2 separate regions of the Homo sapiens genome follow, and region 2 is linked to region 1. The links are chromatin loops, found by intact Hi-C in ENCODE. Cell type or tissue: mammary epithelial cell. All regions are shown on one strand.

Region 1 (8,000 bases):
GCTGGGATCTGCATGAAGCCAAGCATTGGGACTCAGCCCCTGACAAAGCATGGGGTATGGAATAACTCTGATCGCCCAAGATTGTGATTTAAATAATGCTTGCTCATGGCCAGCAAGGAAAGAAGTGGTGATACCACTGCAAATGGGCATGAGATTTGGAACTGGTTCACCCACAGGCAAAACCTCTGAGATGCGACAGTTCAGACCTGAACACTCCCTGGGCTATGTGGAAGTACTTCTGAGACTACTTTGAGGAGCTGTGTGCAGGAGAAACATTCTTCCAACTTTATGAAAATGTCCAGGGCTCCGCAAAAAGGGGGAATTCATACCTGGGAAAGAGATGATAGAGCTTTTTTTTTTTTTAGATGGAGTCTGACTCTGTCACCCAGGCTGGAGTATGGTGGCACAATCTTGGCTCACTGCAACTTCCACCTCCTGGGTTCAAGCGATTCTTCTGCCTTAGCCTCCCAAGTAGCTGGGACTACAGGCACGCACCACCACGTCTGGCTAATTTTTTGTATTTTTAGTAGAGACAGGGTTTCACCATGTTGGCCAGGCTTGTCTCAAACTTCTGACCTCAGGCGATCTGCCCACCTCAGCCTCCCAAAGTGCTGGTATTACAGGTGTGAGTCACCACGCCCAGCTGATAGAGCTTTAAAGACTATTTTAAACTCTGCGTGATTAAAATTCTCAAAGAACTAATGGAAGGAATATATCATGAAATAAGAATGAAAGTTTATAAAACCCCAAACAGACAGCTTTAAACGCAGTTGGAATGATCCAAATAAAAAATATAGTCACTGAAAAAAAAAACAAAAACAAACCTAGCAATTGAATAGAAAATAAACTGGAATCAGAGAAAAGGAGAATTAGTTAAAATTATCTTTCCTTCATCAGACACATTCTATTAACACTGAATTTCCTTGGGCAAATAAAATAGCCATTATGCCACTCGAGAATAATATGGCACAGAACAGTTGGTGATCTGTAGAGGGGCATGGCTAATGGAGATCTGTACCATCATAGCAGAAACCCTTTGGAGAGATATGTTGCAGAATTTATAACATTTTTTAGAATTTTAGAAAGTTAATGCACATGCTATGAACTATATAGTTTCCTACTGACCTGGGGCAAAGTTCCCTAAGCAAACACATGAACATTTTTCTATAGCACAGTGTATGAAATTTTACAATAAGTGCATAAAGAATCTAAATAGCTCCTGGCCAATTCTGACCAGATTTTGTAGGCAAAGGTGATCAACTCAGTTTTCTGAGCTTTCTGGATTTTAGAATTGTAGACAAATCATTGGACCTAGAAAAAGAGAGCACACCAGTATTGAAGTAATACAGAGATACAATATTCATTTGGTGGTATTTGGGCATGTATTCTAGCAAGCAACAGACATGGTGACCACTGGTCGGGCCAGGAGACTGTGGGATAGAGACAAATAATAGAAAGAAGGCAAAGGCCAAAAAAGGGAGACAAAGAAGATCCAGGAAGCCCCTGGGGAGGGAGCTCGGCAAAGACAGGAGGTGATTAGAGACAGGAATACTTAAGGGGGCGAATCTAGGGATAGATGTATTCCAAGGTGGAAATGAAAAGCCAGATGTGACCAATCAGGATGGAGCAGGTGTGAGAGTTACCGAGAATGGGATGTAGCCAGGACAAAGGCAGAGTTGGAGGATATGGGAACTCAGAGAGCAAGAGAGCTGAAGAGCAGGCCCAAGGTGAGCAGAAGGGAGATTTCAGAGGTGAGGACAGCAAGAAGATAGGGATGGGGGTAGGAGGGCGAGACATGAAAATGGAGAAAAGACAGGCCGGGAGAGCATCTGAGACAGATGCCTGCAGAGGCAGGGAGGAGGGGAGAATAAATAAAGATGGGAAGGAGAGGCGAGAGGCTTGAACAGGAGCAAGGGGGCCCGAGTCAGAACAGTGGGAAGGGGGAGGATGGGAAAGGAGGACTAGAACTTTATCAATCACATTGAACATGTTGTAAAGGCTTTTTACTTTGTAATAAAGTTAAATTTTCAATCGCAATTCTTTAATTTTTTTTTTTTTAATTTTGAGACAGAGTCTCGCTCTGTCGCCCAGGCTGGAGTACAGTGGCGCAGTCTCGGCTCACTGCAACCTCCGCCTCTCAGGTTCAAGCAATCTTCTTGCCTCAGCCTCCCGAGTAGCTGGGACCACAGGTGTGCACCACCATGCCTGCCTGATTTTTGTATTTTTAATAGAGATGGGATTTCACCATGTTTTCCAGGCTGGTCTTGAATTCCTGACTTCAGTGATCTGCTTGCCTCCCAAAGTGCTAGGATTACAGGTGTGAGCCACTGCGTATGGCCTCAATCTCAATTCTTTTTACATCTTAAAACACTCAAAAGTCTGTTTATCACATGACTGTTGAATCAGCTGTTTTATTTTCGCTTCGGAGCACTTTTCTGATAACAACATTGACCTTCACTGCAAACTTAATTTTTTAAAATACATGCAAAAACCTGGAAGTACGGGTGAGTAAAGCATATGAGAGGTTTATTTTTTGTTTTTAGATAATTAGGCCTCTAATGCCACTACTACTTCACATGTGAAACAAGCACACTCATTTTACCCAAAGAATGTTGTTATATGTTTACCAAATAAATAAACCAAGCCATTCTGGGCTCTTAAATAGATATGTACTGCTAAAAATTAGTTGCATTTTTTGTTGCATAACTATTTATACAAAATCATTCTTTGCTAATTGAATTTTATTTGGTTTACTATATTCCAGAATAAAAATGTGCCATTTTTCGATACCAACCTATTAGAAAGCAGCATCCCAATTTTGCCTCTAAAATTCACATGGCAGGCAATTTTGTCACTTCAAGTGAGAGGCCTTAAAACTCTTTGATTACATCTGGTCATATTTATTCACAGTAAGATGAACACACGAGTAAGCATCTGTTGTGAGATGTATTTAGCTGGCGTCTTCAGAGATAACACATCTCTAAAGGTTTTAACTCCCATGTTCCCAATCTTTTTCCTCCTCCCTCACAGTGGGCTTCATTCAGCCCGCAAGCAGGTCAGTCTTCGGGATGACTGGCCTGAAACATAATTGATTTTCACAACTATCCACAGCATGAATATAAAGTTGTGAAATTAAAATTCAGATGGAAAACCTTTTCTCAAGTCAGAGTGGCCAAGTGAAACTGACATCCGTAAGAAAGGACCATGCCAGGCATGCCTTGAGTCTGGCCACTAGGGGGCAGTCAAACACTGCTCCCCTCAAAATACTGTTCGGGCCCGGTTTTGGTTAACCTATTTTGGAGGTTAAGCAAATTATTTAAGTAGCAATTGGTAGTTGCCAAGTAGCAGCCTCAATGCTTCATGCTTTTACTTTCTTACATAAGCCCATGTTTTTGATTTGTAATATGGTTCCTAATTTGTCCATTAAGAAATGTTTTTTAAAAGTTTAAAGTTATGTTTAATAACTTTATTTTAGAGATGTTTACTCTTAGAGACAGATACTGTTTTTAGATCTGCCTGTGGCTTTGGAGTTCCCAGTCTAATTACGTTAACGCAAGATAGTTACTAACAATTACATGAATTTTATGGACATATTTCAACAGGTTGAAATTCCACAAAACACAATTGGTAGTTACCAAGTAGCAGTCTCAATACTTCATGCTTTTAATTTCCTACATAAGCCCATGTTTTTGATATGTAATATGGTTCCTAATTTGTCCATTAAGAAATGTTTTTTAAAAAGTAGTTTGAAGCTGGTTAACAGAGATACACAGTGAATAAATTAATGATAAAACACACGTAATAATAATAAGATACATTATGCATAGTTGTCTGTTAGTGCCTGTAGCTTAAGGCAATCACTCATTCCTTAGGCACTCCAGAGTGATGATGGTCAGAGAAGAAAAGACGATCACATAATTTCTAATTTTATGTTTTGTTTAGATCTGGCCTAAGAGTCTATCACAAATATTATTTAAATTAAAAAGACAACCTTTACTCTTAGGCAACTCTAAATGAGCTTTCTTTGGTTACTATGAAAAGCCTTACCGTTTTAATTGTCCACAATTTTGTTGTGAAAAAGAAAAGAGTTTTACTAATTATAGAGCAAATTCTATTATTTTTATAAGTAGGAATAAAATGTCAAAGCATTGATTAATGTGTCTTGCTTTGAAAAGAAATCATTTTAAACATAAAGGTTTAAATTAGTAGTCAAAAGTAATATAAAATTAGAAAATAAAAATTTCCAGGATTATAATCAATAAATATTTGTTAGGTTGGTACTAGGAGTTTGAAATATGGCTTTTACTTAGAAATAAAATCAAACAAAAATTATTAATTGAACTTTTTTTTAGTTTAAAGGGTGACTTTACATTATGGTAAATCACAAAATGTTATTTTAGTAATAGATGTTTTTCATCTCATAAACGGTTTAAGCAAAATCAATTAAATGCATTATGTATAAAAGCAAAAGTATAGTAAAATTGGTTAAACTGTGGTTATAGTCCCGTACATTAAAGAACTTTTTAAGGGCACAGATGAGCTCTATGACATGTCTTAAGAACCTGCTTTGTAGCTGTATATTCTTAAAATTGTATAAAATTGAATATTCAAATGTGGATAGAACATGAACTTCTGAAGTAGGACCTTAAATATAGAAATAGACTGCTTGTTGCAACTGTACTGCATGCAAGGTGAGTTCATATATTGTTTCTTCTTAGTTAATCCTTAGCTTTTCATGTAAGAGATATTAAAATATAAAATAAAAGTCATGCTAGGTGCATGGAGATATAGATTTTAAATATTTGTAGTAAAGTTTTAGTATTATTTTAAATTCAAAATAAAATTTAGATATTTTAAGCCTTTTAAAAATCTTTTGTTTGTTAGAAGTTTTAAAATAATTCCTCATAAGTATTGCATTTTATTTCAAGATTTAAAATATTCACTTGGAATTCACCTAATAAAACTGAATATTTAAAAAACCTAAAACGAATTTCTCAGAAAATAAAAATAATTTCAAATTTTAACCTTTATTCTCAGAGGTTTATCAAAATTCTTTAAGAAAAAATACAAATTAAAATAGAAACATTTTTGAATAATAATAAACCCCAGCAAATCTTGGGTGTGGTTAATAGGTTGTTTATGAATGTATAGGCTGACAACGTATCTTTTTATTTAAAAACAAGTGAAGATTTAGGTTTTATTTTTTGGTGAGCTTTACAATGAAAATGGTACTGACTTGAAACTTAAGAGTTTGACTGAAATAAAAATTTCCACAAATTAAAAACAAAAGAAAATTATCTAAGTAAATGCACTTGTATAGACTTTTAATAACTTTATTTTAGAGAGGTTTACTCTTAGAGACAGATACTGTTTTTTAGATCTGCCTGTGGCTTTGGAGTTCCCAGTTTAATTATGTTCACGCAAGATAGTTACTAATAATTACTTGAATTTTATGGGCATATTTCAACAGGTTGAAATTCCACAAAACACAATTTTAGTTTATTAATTTGTCACACTTTTCAGAACAAATGCCAAAAATGTTTTCTATGTTTTAATTGATATAGTCAACATTGTTTTTTGACATATTTTATCTACAGCTTTAATAACATACAAAGGCTTGTTTCCATGAAAAATTTGTTGCATCTAAAAATTACTAGGCTGTGTGGGACTACAAGCAATGAAAGATAATGACAAATACCAGGCAAATTTGATGTCTGTTTTTTTTTTAAACACCCCAATATATTTATTACAACTGCCATAGAACTACATAGAAATGTATTTTTTGGGAATTGCACTCATTTAAAACGAGAAAGTAGCAACCTTACCTTTGACATTGATCAGAACGATGAAATGAAGTAGAAAGAACATTGTAATCAATCTGAGGCTGAAGAGATGTTTAAAAACCAGAAAAACAATCATAGGTTTACAGCAATTGAGTTATTAGACGTATCCTCTTATACCTCAGCAGGAGTTCTGATGTAGTAAGTTCAGTGCCTCCCATGTTCTGAGCATGCTCACAGCTAGAACCTCACTGGCATGAAGGGAGATGGATTCTTGTCACTATGCAGCCTGTCTTTTTTGTTCTTTCTTTTTTGTTTCTTTTAGTTTAAATCTACAGTTGTGTTCTTGATCACTAATTCATTATGGTGTGTAAAAGAAGGTATAATAGGACTTTGGTATTATCTGATAAGAAATATTTTTTAATCACTTAAAAATTTTTTTCCTCCAAAGCATGTACAATTTGCTCTGTTTAAATCCAAACATCGAAGTTCTCAAATATGAAGGATATAGGCTTACACTGAATAGGCTATGAAACCCTTTACAATTATATTTTCATGCAATAAACAAATGTAAAAAACTACTTATTGACAGATACACAAAGAACACCCACTTCTATTCAAATGTACCTAAATGTTTTCAAATGACATATGAAAAGATAATTTAAATATATGGCATTGTGTTAAATAATTACTGTAAAACATTCATACAATATTTTCACTTCACATACTTCCCGCATAATCATATTCCTTTTTCTTGAAGTGAATAATTTTATTCTTGCTTCCAGCTCTGTATTGCACACCTATTAGAAAACACTAATTATAATTTAGTTCTTACATCCTGAAAGCAGCTTTCTCAACAGCATAGTTAGTACAAGTTAAAAGTATAAAAATTGACTTTTGGTTGTAGGATTCTGTTGATCCTAGTGTAATCATTAAGACTTCTCCAAAAAGATGTAGAATTTCCATGTCTGAGTTTATATTTTACTAACAGGGAAATATCTATCTAGAATACAGTTTGTAGTTCTGATTTGAAGAGAAGATTTTGTGACTGAACGATGCAGATTCTCTTATATGTTGTCGTTAACTGTGTCCTAACAACACTGAAAAAAACTACCTTGTGGTGACTATTATCGTCACAAATCATAAAACACGGGGTTTTCCTTGTTCTTTCTTTCATTCTAGCCTTTGAGAGAACAAGGATTCAAACAGAATGTACAATAAAAAATACTTTATTTATCACATAATGTATTTAGTTCTTTTCTCTTTTTAAGAAGTGAGTTAAGTTCTCTAAGACACCTCCCAGACATATTTATATGTGGTCTCATCTGATCTTTCAAATCAAAAGAAAAAGCAACAGAGAGAATAAAGATGAAAAGAAATACTTCAGGATCTTTTCTTACATTTCAAGCATCTTTTTTTCCCTCACTAACCTCAAGGTCTTTTTAGGTAAAAATTGCCTTATTTCACTTAAAGGAATGATTAGTTTTTCTTACGTTTTGTGTTTTGCTGTCGAGATGATGGATGCTAGTTTCTGGTACTGAAATTTTGAGCATGAGTTTTTAAGTGCAATTAAATACCATCATAAGTCTATTTGAAGTATAAATATATTTTCTATGAAAATGTAATTTTTGGAGAAATAAGAAATGTCAAGATGTCAAAGAAATTAGTTAAGATTTATTCATGATATCGAGCCCTAGCAATAGATTTACATTGCCAAAAAGTTGAATCGTTATTCCTTTCTGTTAGGCTTTTCAATGTTAATCTTTGAAATGTATTAACACAAACTTTCAGAAATCAATAATTATAAATAATAGGAACATCTTTGGCTCACTGGTTTTTAAAGGTAGAGCATGCAAGCTTTGAAATACCATTTCATTTAATATGTTTTAACTTTGACTTATCTGGTGTGAATATCCAGCCTTTTGCACCGAAACTGAAATGATTGACATGTACACAGGGATATAATGTATGTGTTTAAATAAGAGTGAATGAATGTAGTCTATTCTTAAAGCCACAGTTGGTAAGGAGGTTCCAAGGAGTGCTTCATGCAGAGCTGAGATGAAAGACTTGTGCAAACTGATTCTCACTCGATAGTAACTTCGAATCTGCGCAAGTGTTTTTTATTGATCCTTGCCTGAATCAGCTCATCCCTTCATTCCAGTCACCTGTTGGTAGGACCCATACTTTTAGCAGTAATACTATAAAACCTCATGTGAATAT
Region 2 (8,000 bases), 570 kb after region 1:
AAATAAAAGTTTTACTGTGTCTTACAAGGCCTTAGGTGGTCTTAGATGACCCCAACTGCCCTGTCTGACCCCCTCTCCTATCACACTTGCCTTTGCCTCTCCATTCAGGGCTAATCAAAGAACATGCCAAGCAGGGTTCTACTCTAGGCCTTCTCCATGTGTTTCCCTTCTGCTTAGAATCCCTTTCCCCAGGCTATCTGCAGGTCACTCCCTCACTCTTTTCAGGCTTCTGCTCATTGGTTACCACCTCCTTTAAAGTAGGAGCGCACACGCATATGCACGCACACACACATACACACACACTATTCCCTGTACCACCTGCCCCCTTACTCTGCTTTAGTTCTTCATGGTGCTTACCACAAACTGTTTTTTTGTTTTGTTTTGTCCATCTCCTTCTGTCAGAACATTAGTGTCTTAGTCAATTTGTGGTGTTACAGGGGAATACCTGAGGCTGGGTAGTTTATTAAAAAAAGAAGTTTATTTGGCTTATGGACCTGCAGGCTGTATAAGAAGCATGGCACTAGCATCTGTTTCTGGTAAGGCAGGCTTCCAGTCATGGCAGAAGGGGAAGGGGAGTCAGCATCATATGTTGAGAGGAAAGAAGCAAGAGAAGGGAGGGGTGCCACATTCTTTTTAACTATCAGTTCTCTTGGGAGACTTCACTCATTACCTCCGAGATGGCACCAAGCCATTCGTGAAGGATTACCCCATGACCAAAACACCTCCCACCAGGCTCTACCTCCAACACTGGGATCAAATTTCAACATGAGATTTGAGGGGACAAATACCCAAACTCTATCAATCAGGAAACTTCATAAAAGCAGAGGTTTTGTCTGCTACTTACTGTCAAATACTCGGTGCTTAGAAGAGAGCCTGGAGCTTAGTGGACACTCAGGAATGCTTGTTGAAGAAATGAATATCAGAGTGTGGTAAATATGTGTGGATCCAGTGGAGAGAAAGCCCAGGAGGCCCTTCTGGTCTGCTGCTAGCCCTCTGCCACCACACCAGATTTCCACATTGGGGTTTAAGGCAAAAGCCTCCCACAGGTAGAGATTTTTTCCCTGACCTTGTTTTCTATACAAACTTGAGGAGGTGGCTGTGGCAAAACAGGACCTGGGGACGTTCAGCGCCTTCCAAATACCATCAACCCCCAACACAGTTCAGAAAATACCTGCCCCAACTTTTCTCTTTGCAGCACAACTAAAACAAAATATAGTCTTTTAAAAGTCTTAGGTAAAATAAAAACAAAGCTTAGAAATGCAAATAGCATGAAAGCAATTACTGTTGGGCTTGGCCCATGCTCCTAGAGTAACTAGAGTCAACTCACAGATGGATTACATTTCCAAGAGGGAGGCCTGGGTTACTCTGGCTTCAGCTTTCATCTATTTCCAGGTCACATTGGCTCTGGATGTTGTCTCATTTTCCACTGCCTAGTATACTCCTGAACACTGTCCTCAATTCAAGGAGAAACTGAAATGCCAACTTTTCTTATTACAAACACTTTCCAGAGACCTGTAGTTCACAGTTTAAAGTCAAACACACTCTACATGCAGTTAATCCTCATTTCATCCAGTCAGTCACCTTCTCTGCCCCAACTGGCCTCCAGATTCATTTCTGTGGGCTGCTCACCCTCTGCTGGTCTCAGCGCAGCCCTCTGACAATATTTAGCAGCTTGGTCTCAATTACCAGGGAGATTGAGCAACTGAAGGCTGAAGGCCCCACGGGATAGGAGAGCCTCTTAGGGCTGGACTCACCACCTAAGGCTGCTTTCAGACCCCTCCAGGGCCACTTTACCAGAGGCAGGTTAGTGATCTGCTCTGTGTGAGATCAGACGTGAGGACTGTCCCACCCAGAATCCTGAAGCCTCACCCCATCCCATCTCCATACCTTTTTTTTTTTTTTTTTGACAAGGAGTCTCACTCTGTCGCCCAGGCTGGAGTGCAGTGGCACGATCTCGGCTCAGTGCAAGCTCTGCCTCCTGGGTTCGCGCCATTCTCCTGCCTCAGCCTCCCAAGCAGCTGGGACCACAGGCGCCCACCACCACACCTGGCTTTTTTTTTTTTTTTTTGTATTTTTAGTAGAGATGGAGTTTCACCATGTTAGCCAGGATGGTTTCGATCTCCTGATCTCGTGATCCGCCCACCTTGGCCTCCCAAAGTGCTGGGATTACAGGCGTGAGCCATCGCGCCCAGCTAACTTGCTCTCCTAATAGAACAAAAATTGTGCCCCATTCACCAGGGCTTACTTGTCAGAGATTTTGTGGCTTAGGCTCTGCTTTAAATAAGAAATTATTTAAAGCACTTTGTCCTGTTTTCTCACATTGCCTGCGTCCCCACCCACCACCTCTGTGGCTCCCAGTCTGCTGAGGACAGTGCCCCTTCCCCTTCACTTTTCCTCCCCGTTTGATCAAGCAAGGGTTTTGGTCATTAATACCCGGCCCTACCATTTACTGGTTGTCCTCAGGGAAGTTATTTAATCCAACTGAGCCTTACTTTCATTTGCAGAATGGGGATGATAATAGAAGGTACCTATCTAAGAGGAACCTTGGGAGGTGATGTAAGACATTCATGGCACCCAGCACTGTGCTGAGGTGCTCAGTAAGTGAAAATCCCTTCTCGCCAGCTGTCATGGGCGTTATTTTTTCTGCCTGCCTGGCATGTCTGTGAGGCACCATCCCTGCCCATTCTGCAGTAATGCTGGGGGCCTGGTGGTTTGATTCTCCATCATCCTCACCAGTAGCTTGGGCAGATAGCTCTGCACAGTGACTTCAGGTACCAGGTCACACTCACTGGCTCTTCTCTTCCCTTCTTCTACTTTTTTTTTTTTTTTGAGACATAGTCTCCCTCTGTAGCCCAGGCTGAAGTGCAGTGGCACAATCTTGGCTCACTGCAACCTCCACCTCCCAGGTTCAAGTGATTCTTCTGCCTCAGCCTCCCAAGTAGCTCGGATTACAGGCATGCACCACCATGCCCAGCTAATTTTTGTGTTTTTAGCAGATGGGGTTTCACCATGTTGGCCAGGCTGGTCTTGAACTCCTGACCTCAAGTGATCTGCCACCTCGGCCTCCCAAAGTGCTGGGATTACAGGCATGAGCCACCATGCCCAGTCTCTTTGTGACTTTCTTACGGTAAGAACTATGTTACTCTGGAGCTGCAAGGTCTGCCTTTGCCCCTACATAAGGAAGGCCCATCTGAGAAGGGAAGCAACGCAGAGCAGAGTTTAGCTGAGAGATGGGCAGAGAGAAAGTCCTGAGGATGTCACTTGAGCTCCTGGATATGGCTGAGCCTAAACTAGATGCCCCCTAAAACTTCCAAATTATGTGGATCAGTAAATTCCCATTTTTGTTTTGTTGGTTGGCTGATTTTTTTGTTGTTGTTGCCTGCAACTGCAAAAATCCAAACTAATATACTGTTTTTCCCTGCCCTGGTTCGTAACTTTGACAGCTTGTGTAAGATTTTCATGAGTCTCTGGCTCCCCTGGGTGGCAAAGAGAATAAATTCACATTTCTAGGAGTCCCACTCTCTGCACTAGCATGCTCCTTTCTACAGTTTATTTATGTTTCGACTCCCCTAGTCTCAAACATACTTGTGTGTAATCTTAGCCCACAGATGTTTTGGCAGAAATTTCTTTTTCATGGTTATACTGCTTTTCTAGCTGTGGTGGTTCTGGGTCTGCAGTCGGTCAAATCTCATCCCTGGTCCTGCTTGGGGTGGCCATTGAATTGGGTTTGAGTCAGTGGTACAGTGAGTGGCCCAAGTTGGGGGGCAGTGGGTCACCCTCTTCTAGGAGCAGTCAGCGACACAAAACACCATCTTGGTATTATTAGAAGGTTGTACCAACCAGCTATAGGAACAAGCCCCAGTGCCAACATGATTTTAAAAGTCCTAGCCAGAGGAATTAGGCTCATCCAGATTATTCTGTCTGAGGAAGAACTGACTAGTTAGAAAAAAATTACAAGTCGATAGGTGTTTTCATGATGTAAGAATCTATTTAAGAACATGAAGGTGTGGCCATATTCGTTTTATTTTGTCATGATGAATATCCTGGGGAGCCATTGCTACTGCAAAAAGGTCCCTGGAACACTTACCAATCTTTTAGTACTCAGAGACTACCTGGAAACACGTCTTTAGTATGTGCCTTTCTGAGCTGGGCTCACCTATTACATCATTGTTGCTCATTCCTTATTTTGAGCCTTGTACTTCAGAATCGCTAACCTAATCCGCATATGTATTTGTTCGTCTCCTCTGTATTTGCATACTCTGGCAGAGAAATGGAGTCCTCTTCCTCCATCCTACTCACTTTAGCTCAGGCGTCACCCACCTTATTCCCCCTTCCAACATCCTTGGCCCAGGTGAGCTACGTGTCCCACTGCTGTGTCCAAAAATTTTCTGTTCACAGAGCTGTCATTATAACGATTCCATTGGATAATTATGTTTATGGGTGTGTCCTCAACCAGACTGAGAAGCTTGAGGCACAGTTTTTAACTCTTTTTTTTCTTAAGGCCATATGTCTCCTGGCTCACGGTATGGCCCATAGCAGGCGTGCAAAGTTCATTGAATTGATATGTTCATTAAAAGTACGGGGTCGATAAAATAGCACCTGTTGAGGAACTACTGTCTAGATGCCTTAGAGAACTGTAGTGAGAATTTAACAAGAGAGCATAAATCAATGACAGGGAGATATACCTAGCACAAAGTCAACATGGTTGTTGAATGAATGATGGAAGATCTACATTTTGAAGATGAAAATGATGAAGTTCAGACAGCTTAAACTTTTTCCCAGAGTCACACAGTTAAAGTGAGAGAGGTGAGATCTGAACACAGCCCACTCTGGCCCCTAAGCCCTTGGCTTCCCCTACAGCTCCTTGTCATCTTCTGCATTATACATCTTTAGGTCTCTTGCCCCAGCAGGCAGGCAAACATTTTTCATTGTTGACAATGACCCTTGAATCAACTGTAACACTTTCACATGATGGCTTTCCATGGGAGGAATTCCAGAAATATTTGTTGCATGAATGGATGAATGAATAGACTTGGGAAATTTCCAGTGCTGAACAAAGGTGCGTGGACTAGTCCATTTAGGGCATGATACTATATATCCCTTTAGAACATGTACCAACATCACTATAGCAATCCACTAAGCAGAAATATAACGTGTTATAAAATAACACTGGAGACAGGGCCAAAAGAACAATGTCATAGAAATAAAGGTAAAGAAAAGAAAGTTAACCTTTCTAGGACAGTGATAGATTTTAAATCTGTGGTATTCAGAATATTCTTATGAATTTTTCACAATGGAATGGAGGTATTTTGACCTCCCCTCTAAAATCTGATTCTCTGATTTAGAATTATCTGCAAAGATATTCACACAGATATATGTAGTTTTTTTGAAATTTGTGGACTATCAATTATCTAGGCAGTCACGCAATATGAACAGCACAATATGAAAGATGAAGATAAGGAAACAGTTTTGCTGTTCTCTTTCATAATCCTGGGAGAGGGTTATGAAGGGAGTGAAGTGACTCGGAAGTGTCTTAGGTAACCAAGCATTAGTAATCAAAGCAATAACAACCATAGCTGTCAGCTATTGTGTGCCCTTTTAATGGAAGACATCTGGCTTAGGTGATATTACTTTATTAATTGGTCCCCACAATACCACAATGAGGTAGGATTTTTTTTTTTTCTTTTTTCGAGATGGAGTCTCACTCTTGTTGCCCAGGCTGGAGTACAGTGGCGCGATCTCGGCTCACTGCAACCTCCACCTCCTGGGTTCAAGCGATTCTCCTGCCTCAGCCTCCCCAGTAGCTGGGATTACAGGCGCCCGCCACCACCCCCAGCTAATTTTTGTATTTTTAGTAGAGACAGGGTTTCGCCATGTTGGCCAGGCTGGTGTTGAACTCCTGACCTCAGGTGATCCACCTGCCTCGGCCTCCCAAAGTGCTGGGATTACAGGCGTGAGCCACCGCACCTGGCCAAGGTAGAATTTCTTACCCACATCTTACTGGTAAGATTTTAGAAGAGTTAGGCAGTTTGCCCGAGAAAGGTTGCAGATGCCAGGATTTATACCCAGCTCTGCCTGACTCCACACACAGTCTAGAGGGTTGTCTTGTGACTATTACTATAATACCAAATGCACAGTACAGCTGCCAAGGCCCTTAACCTTGCTGCAGTTCTGAGAGTTGGTTCTCTTTCAGTTTCCTGAAGGCAGGAACGTGGGCTGTTCGTCATGGTATCTCCAGCACAAAGCAAACGGCTGCCACATTGTAGGAGTTCATCCAGATCACTCTATATGAGGAAAGTGCGAAGGTGACTTGCTAGAATAAAACATTTCAAGTCAAAGGCTAATAGGTATTTTCATTATGTAATCTATAAGGACATTTAAAACCATAAAGGTTTGGCCATGTTGGTTTTATTTTATCCTAATTAATATCATGGAGACCTACTGCTATTCCAAAAAGCCAATAAGGTCCTTGGATTCCTCCTTTTGTTACTGGTGGAGAGTGTCTAGGTTTTTGACATCTTGAACAAAGAATTGGACAAAATGCACAAACAAAACAAGGAAAGAATGAAGCACCAAAACAAGAGATCTATTGAAAATAAAAGTACACTCCACATGGTGGGAATGGGTCTTAGCATAGGGGATCAAGGCCCCAGTTCCAGAATTTTCTGGAGTTTAAATACACTCTAGAGGTTTCCCATTGGCCACTTGGTTTACACCCCATGCAAATGAAGTAGTGGTCCGCAATCAAGAGGCTGAAGCAAAGTTACAAAGTTACATTCGTATGCAAACATCTGATTGGTTGTGGAAAGCAACCAGTCAGAGGTACTTTCAATTTTCTGTCTGCTATGCAGGAAAAGGAGGGAGGGTTTGCAAAGTTGGGGTTTTCCTTTTGATTTAGTTCTAGGAAGTCAGCCTAAATCGGCCTTAGGTTCCCTGCCTGCAGACTCTATTCTCCTGCCTCACTTTGGGAACAGCCCAGGATTCCTCAATGTTATAGTCCCCACTCACCATCCCTGCCAAGCACCCTCACATCTCCTTACACACAACAACAGACAATGGTACTCTGCCCCCAGGGAAGAGTTCTGGGTCTATTCAAAGACAGATGTGATCCTCAAGGACATGCCATAGGTCACAGTAGTAAGGGTCGAGCTTCCATTACTCCAGAGGAGAAGAAAAACCTTTGTTATTCATCTCTGCCACCAAAGGCGATAGTCTAGAGTGGATTTCCTCCTCCTAATGAGTTGCCCTCCCCATTGGAAAGGCCAGTGCAGGTCCCAGGTGGGGGAAAAGGAGGAATGGTTTGTTGTTTGTTCTAGCAAACAGGGAAGGACACTTTTTTCACTTTCTTGCAGCTGATGATGTAAGAAGGCCTGGCTCCCTCTTGCTGGTTAGGCCTCTTAGCCATGGCAGACCAAAAAGAAATCAGATAGGAAGAGAACATGCATGTATGGCTTAAGAACCTTGGCAGAGGGCTGGGCATGGTGGCTCACGCCTAGAAATCCAGCACTTTGGGAGGCTGAGGCAGGCAGATGACAAGGTCAGGAGATCAAGACCATCCTGGCTAACATGGTGAAACCCCATCTCTACTAAAAATACAAAAAATTAGCCAGGCGTGGTGGCGCGTGCCTATAGTCCCAGTTACTTGGGAGGCTGAGGCAGGAGAATCGCTTGAACCTGGGAGGTGGAGGTTGCAGTGAGCCGAGATTGTGCCACTGGGCGACAGAATGAGACTCCATCTTAAAAAACAAAACAAAACAAAACAAAAAAACAAACAAAAAAACAAAAAACAAAAAACAAAAAAAAACCTTGGCAGAGGTAGGTCAGGGATTTTCATTCTGGGGCATTTAGGAGACATGACCAACAGTGAATGATTAATAAATGATGAAGAGAGAAAGGGAGGAAGGCAGGAAGAAACGAAGGAAAAGGAAAGGAGCAATTTTTGATTCATTCAACAAAGGCCTATAAATAAAAAGAGAAAGGACAGTCTTCGGGAGCTCACA

The links. Hi-C counts contacts between places; a loop is a spot of excess contacts. Peaks named below come from ENCODE experiments on the same cell type or tissue, not always from the same donor. Only the 100,000 strongest peaks of a DNase experiment are listed, where the experiment ranks them.
Region 2: a loop joins it to region 1, with 3 times the contacts of the local background. A loop is called at or near these places in 7 of 110 quality-filtered maps.

Annotation. Positions count from the first base shown.
Region 1 is chr13:31,737,532-31,745,531 of GRCh38, reverse strand. RXFP2 (relaxin family peptide receptor 2) reads right to left here and starts at 6,006. Exons shown (of 18, transcript NM_130806.5): 1 at 5,826-6,006. The coding sequence starts at 5,919. In mammary epithelial cell, a CTCF peak has its summit at 3,231 (motif pointing right); no DNase peak of the experiment used is centred here.
Region 2 is chr13:31,169,721-31,177,720 of GRCh38, reverse strand. LOC105370148 (a long non-coding RNA gene) reads right to left here. Exons shown (of 3, transcript XR_941825.3): 3 at 5,952-6,284. Among named protein-coding and RNA genes, the nearest start is that of HSPH1, 12 kb to the right of the region's middle. In mammary epithelial cell, a CTCF peak has its summit at 3,465; DNase peaks (open chromatin) are centred at 5,010 and 5,520; H3K27ac peaks cover 2,087 bases.